Linked DNA regions of Homo sapiens: region 2 is linked to region 1. Evidence: chromatin contacts called from ENCODE Hi-C or POLR2A ChIA-PET data. All regions are on one chromosome and are shown on one strand. The core of a region is the stretch at or near the end of the contact, and the rest is flanking DNA. Distances in the headings are between cores, read along the strand shown.

The links. Hi-C counts contacts between places; a loop is a spot of excess contacts on that map. ChIA-PET counts read pairs that join two places held with the same protein, here RNA polymerase II (POLR2A). Pooled maps may share reads with other maps.
Region 2: a map of endothelial cell of umbilical vein shows a loop between it and region 1 (4-fold over the local background). The contact joins two enhancer-like sites. A Hi-C loop is called at or near these places in 6 of 168 maps with a recorded cell type or tissue (MCF 10A, OCI-LY7, PC-3 and 3 more) and 3 of 50 pooled maps. POLR2A ChIA-PET finds 5 or more read pairs at or near these places in 1 of 52 experiments (MCF 10A).

Annotation. Positions count from the first base shown.
Region 1 is chr20:7,626,894-7,629,931 of GRCh38, reverse strand. No RefSeq gene overlaps it. Among named protein-coding and RNA genes, the nearest start is that of MIR8062, 260 kb to the right of the region's middle. Within about 2 kb of position 1,556, at least 2 of the 41 ENCODE cell types and tissues checked have a DNase peak (open chromatin) inside an H3K27ac peak, as active enhancers do; they include PC-3 and mammary epithelial cell, where a contact is called at or near this core.
Region 2 is chr20:7,840,645-7,843,682 of GRCh38, reverse strand. No RefSeq gene overlaps it. Among named protein-coding and RNA genes, the nearest start is that of HAO1, 98 kb to the left of the region's middle. Within about 2 kb of position 1,607, at least 4 of the 41 ENCODE cell types and tissues checked have a DNase peak (open chromatin) inside an H3K27ac peak, as active enhancers do; they include PC-3 and mammary epithelial cell, where a contact is called at or near this core.

The DNA of each region.
Region 1 (3,038 bases), core at 307-2,806:
ATGTTCAAGAATAATTTGCTTTCTTATTATTTTTCTGCAAGCTGTCTTCCACTCCTATATAATTGTGAAATATTAGGTTGGTGCAAAAGTAATTGCAGTTTGGGGGATTACTTTGCTGGCAAAAACTGCCATTACTTTTCCACCAACCTAATAGCTTGGTCCATAGATAGCTATAGTCAGAGTGTTCCCACAGAGTTTGCTAGTCAACACTCAGCATTGTGTGAAAAGTACACCCTATTACTTCTATTGCTTATTTTCAAATTTGGGGAAAATTTTCTTACACATGTATTGAGCACTTCTGGCATGCTGTCGGAGGAAGAGTCATAATAGTGAAATGACTTAATGGAAGCAAAAAAGATGATATTTCTTACAGATTCATGATTAAGTTTTCCTCAGTAGTTACCTCATTTCTTTGTTGATCTTAGATATCATGAAAGAGGACTATAAGAATTATCAAAAGAAGGACAGTGTACCTTTGCCATTTCCTATAAGAATGAGGAAATGGCAAAGTTTTACTATTGTCTCTTCATCTCACTGTTGTTTTGGTGATATCTTATTATAAAAGTCACAATACCAGTTTAGATGGTCTAGTGGGAGGCTGCAATATATTTTTTCCAAAGTAATAATAAAGAACATTCACTGTTTACTTTTTTAAGTGCTATTCTGAATGTTTCACATTTATTAACCCCCATGTTAGGTGCTACGATTAACCCCATTTTCAAATCAGGAAACCTAGACAGAAAGACACTAAATACTTTCCTAAGGTAATATGGCTTACGGGAGAGAATTTTAATCTAGGAAGTTCGAATCTATATTCTGCACTTACAAATGCTGTGCTACAGCTTCAAGTCCTCAAGAGACTGTGCCTCATTTATCTCTCCTACTCTTAGTAAAGTTTTCTTGAAATAGAAATCCACAAATTTGACCTGTGGTAGTTCCCCTGAAAATACTTTTACTAGGTTCATTCAGCCATAAGTATGTTACACTAGTATTTAGGAATCTTAATATGAAATGACAATTCGAATGAGTTAATACAGGACAGATTAAACAAAAATCCATAATTTGCACCTATATTATTATTTACCGTTTCTTTTAGATGGTGCATAATGTACTATATATACACATAGCAATGTAGCCACTACACTGGAGATTTTTCAGTAACATGCAAATTATGAATATAAAGTGGACTTGTTTGAAATGTGTTTCACAATGTCGAGTGAATAAAATGTAAACCAGAAAAAAAAATTAACTGCAAATTAAAGTCAAATGCTTTTGGCGCTTAATGAGTGTTAATCAGCAATGGTAGTAATTTCCGTACATTATTTCATGTCACAGAGCTTGTGCATGGAATATTGGCTTCTTGCCCTCATTGTCTTTGGAATGTGGAAACTATTAGAAATCATTGCTCGTGCAAGGAAAACCTACCATGATGTTTTAGGAATTTCAGGAGGCTATGAATAATATAGGTTGAGTAAGGAAATGAATAATCATGTGGCTCTTTATAGTTTTTGTTTTTCTGAGTTTGAAGTTACAGGCTTGGCATGTTATCATTCTCATAGCATTTTTTTGTGACTAAAAGCTGTTTACTTAGTAGTCACAGGCAGCTGGGGGATACTTCTAGTTGTTTTTTCTTGCTGAAAGGAAACATAGGAATGCTATAATATAGTGATCTCTTAATGATAGAGAAGTTCACCAAACACTTATCTGATGCACACATCTTTTGAAGTCCAGATTCAAAAAATCTGGAGAACATAGACTATCAATCAGAACTTTTTATTGCAGCTTACTTGGCTGGCAATGTCTTAATACCTGAAGTCACACAACTGAGGTCTACTGGAAATGAATTTCTACCCAACTTTGTCTGGCTGCAGACCTCTGCTTACCAGTGTCTTCCCTCATTACCAAAGTAAAGACTTTGTCATATGTGAAACAGCCCAAAAAGCAGGACTCAGACTTCTTCTCTATGGTAATTCTGAGCTCAGTCTTGGGAGCCTCCTGAGCTGAGACTGGGTTTTGCAATGTGACCTACCTTGACCTAGCAGGAGGCCAGGCCATAGCTGCTTCTGTCATTGCCACATAAACCCGTTCTACCTTCTTAGCCATAGTCCCAGTTACTTCTAGTAAATATCAAATGCAGGAAAACCAAAGCAGCAGAAATACAGGAGTAATTAAGTAAACATACGCCTTTAAAATACATTTTGAAAAATGTTATCTAAGATTTGAGAATTCTGAGTTCTCAACTTGGAGCAAAGCCCAAAGAAAGGAATCAAACCCTTGGCTTTATTATATCTTAATTCTTACTGCCTCAAGGTGACAAAAAGATGAATCGTAATGTAGTAGACTCTGTTAGTGTCTTGTCAAGATTCCATTTACCTTCCAGTGCACCCATCTCCCAGCTCTTCTGCGAGTTCACTGTTCATGGCTCACAGCTGCCTTCTCTTCTCAAAACTTCACCTTGGTCAGTGGGAGCCATGCTACCCAGCAATATCTGAGGAGTTATACTCTCATGGGAGACAATGCCTGATAGCCAAAGGGTGAATGATGAGAGGGCACCAAAAACTCTCCACTTGTAACAAACCCTGCAGGCTATTCACGTTTCAAAGTCCTCCAAGGAATCAGGCTGGGGCTAGACTTCATCTGGAACACCTATCTGGATAGCTGTTGCTTCTTTCCTTTATTCCTCTCTTTCCCTTATAGGTTTCTCCTGATAGAACATCTTTAGTAAATTATTTTCATAGGCTCATGCATGTGCTTGCACACACACACACACACACACAAATATGACAGCCTCTGCTTCTAGGGAACTTGACCAAAACAAATACTCTGGGAGCTATCAAGGAATAACAGTAGGCGGGGGATAAGTCTTCATGTAGAGGGAGAGAGATGAAAAAAGGAAAAGAAGTTGTATTTAACAAACAAAAGAATAAGTGAAGTTACTTCTTGTCCAGCTCACAGAATCCGGAATGCTCTTAATTTTTAAATAGATGTATTTAATTTTCTCCAATGAGAAGTTAAATGCCTTTGATAGCATATTGTCA
Region 2 (3,038 bases), core at 358-2,857, 210 kb before region 1:
ATGCAAAAATCCTGCCAAGTCTCAGTCCTAAACTTAAGTAATCAGGTTGGTGGAAGGAAAAACTATGAAGGAGGTAAGGATTGCTGCCAACATTCTGCCATGACTTTTCAACACCCCTTAGCTCTTTTGGCAGATTCTCTCCATCCAGGTGTTCAGACCCCCACCCTCCCTTTTCCTGAACTACAGCTTCCAAGGTCACCCACATTGTAGTATCATTAGGTATGACAAGCTTCATATGCCAGACTTTTCTCTCCTAGTTTTTCTGCTTCCCCCAAATCTGATTCCTTCTTTGCTTGTGCCCTTGATCTTTGTTGAAGTTAATTTGACAACTGATGGGAGCTGGAGTATCAATGAGTGATAATGTCTCAGTGTTTCCTTCCTTTCTGATCACATCTGTACTCTTCATCATGCAGTAAAGCAGGACTTCTGGAACTGGGCAGGAGAGAGGCCTTTCCTTAATTCCTTCAGATTGTAGCTTATTACTTTGCCCATGAATGGGGGCCGAAAGGATAAAAAAATATACCTTTCCCTCATCCATCACAAAGGCCATGACTAACACTCCTATAACAAAAGACAGGTTAGCAAGAGAAACACATCACACATTTATTTAACAAAGTTTTACATGACATGGGAGCCTTCAGAAATGAAGACCTGAAGACCCAGGGAAAGCTGTGTGTTTTTATGCTAAGTCTAATGAAAGAAGTGGATAGTTGTGGAGAAACATGATTTGACAAAAAAGGTATGATCTAATGGTAATAAACTGGGGGAAAGAGGAGACCCTAGCAAGACCTGTTTGTTCAGATTCTTCCTGATCTCTCTGTGTAGCATTATTTCCCCCTGGATATGGGGCAGGACCCTCTGGAATGAGGGTCTTATGGCCTACTTTCAAGGGAGGTAAGTCAGAATGTGGCCTTTCTAAGTTTTATGGTTTGCTTTGGGGTAGAGGAGTTCTAATTTCTATGACCCACCTTTGGGAGAGGAATCTGGTTTCTATGACATGTCTTAGAAGACAGAAGAAAGAGGGAAAAGGTTGGAGATACCTTGTTGCAGAGGCCTTTCCTATCTCCTCCATTTCAAAGTACTCAGCATGCCAAGATGTCATACTTGGTAGTATTCTGCTCTAAGTCCCTACAGGGCAAGCTTTCAGAGTATGAACTTAGCTGTTAGAGTGGCTGTGGTTTAGGAGAAGTAGAGGGAAGGATGGAGTTTGCTAGAGGGGAAAATCATTCAGAAACTGGATGGAGAATAAAGACCTGTAGAGCTGGGGTGGGAGCTAGGTTGAGAGTGTACATAGACAAGCTTTGAGGGATAAACACAAAATATTGTAAGGACATCATGAGTGGCTGAGGAAATTCCATAAGCCATTTTTTTTAAAACCATGGCTTGAGCTATTGGATTTCTATAGGATGGTTTTTCTCTTCTACTCTGTGAGTATAGCCCAGCCTTCCATTCTTCTAATGCTCATTGGTTCTGTTACAGAGTCTGGGGATGGAAAAGGTTGCTTAGGTGTCAGCCAAGACACTCCCTCTGCTTGGGGGAGAGCAAGCTGCCAGCCCGACTATCCGCTTCCTGCCAGCTTAAGGAGCTTATGACTCAGATTCAAGCAAAACACTGAGCTGAAGCAAAAAGGGAGGGAGGGAACCTTAGCTCAGATGAAGGCTCTAGGGCCAAACTGCATCACTGAAACATCCAAGTCAGGGAAACCCATCAGACCAGGAGGCTATGTGATTTTGTGTTTGTCCTCTGCTTCGAAAACCACAAACATATGCTTACACACAACTCCATTTCTCTCCTACTCATACAGACATATTTCCCCCTGAGCTGAAATCCTGAGGCTGTTGCACCCTCCTGCAGGAAAAGCTACTCTTGGGAGCTGGTCTGAGTATTAGCCATCTCTCAGATTCTGTGATAGCAGAGAAGTCTTCACCAGATGTTATGATTCAGCTGGTGTGTCCAGTTGTCCCTCCTTGCCTTGTGTTGCCCGAGTTTCCATTTCTCACAGAAGGAGGTGTTGAGGGAAGACTACAGACTTATTCAGGAATAACACTGAAATCCAGACACATGTGTTTCAAAATCCTCTGTGATTCCAGTAGCTTCCTGGATATTGCTCTGGTGGCTGAGCTGCTGCCAATGTTGACTTGCTGGTCATTTGAAAGCCAAACTCTACCCCTGAGGAAAGGTACTGGATGAATTATAGAAATCTCTATTCTTTCTTTTCTTTCCTCCTTCCATTACTCATGTACATACCCACATCCCTCCAGCTCCTTCCAGTTGTCTCCTTGTGAGTAAACATTAGTCATTTTCTACAAGTTCCTTACCTCCATTCACTAAAGAGGAATGTGTAATCTCTTTGATTGAAGTTGAAAGTACTGACCTATGTACTTTTGTGTTAAGTATAGTTTATAGTTAATACTACACACATACTCCTTCATGTATGATTGTATTTAATATACATAATCTTCCTAAAATTCAACTTTGGTCTATGTCTTTATTTTTTGAGAAATCCTAAAAACTCTCAGTCAACTGCCTGGGGCCAGATTCCTTAATGCCATTTGGAAATCTTTATGATCTGGACATGACTTAAGCTTCTAGTCTCACCTCACTTAGCATCACTCCTTAAACTGCCTGAGGCTGGTCTCCTTAATCCCCCAACCCAATTTAATTGCCCCTCTCTTTGAAATGCCTTCTTCTAACATCTGTCTAATCCCAAATATTTTTAAAACCCAAGCCCACGTCAGTTCATTATCTTTGTTGAGGCAAATTGAAGGAGAGGGAAGAGGATAAGAATAAGAAGAAATAAGAGAGAACAGAGATAAAGAATAAATAAATGTGTTGAAGCTTAAGGGGAAAGAAGCCCGGTTATGATGTGTGGTTTCCTTGGGAAAGTCTGGCATTATTATACGAAGTTCATTATAGACAGCCCCTTCTTCCTGCCAACACTTCAAGAAGCTCAGAATACAGATTTATCAGTGCACCAAGAGCTGCTAATCCCAGTCAGAAAAATCTATTATTTTTATTCGAGGGAAATCATATTTTCC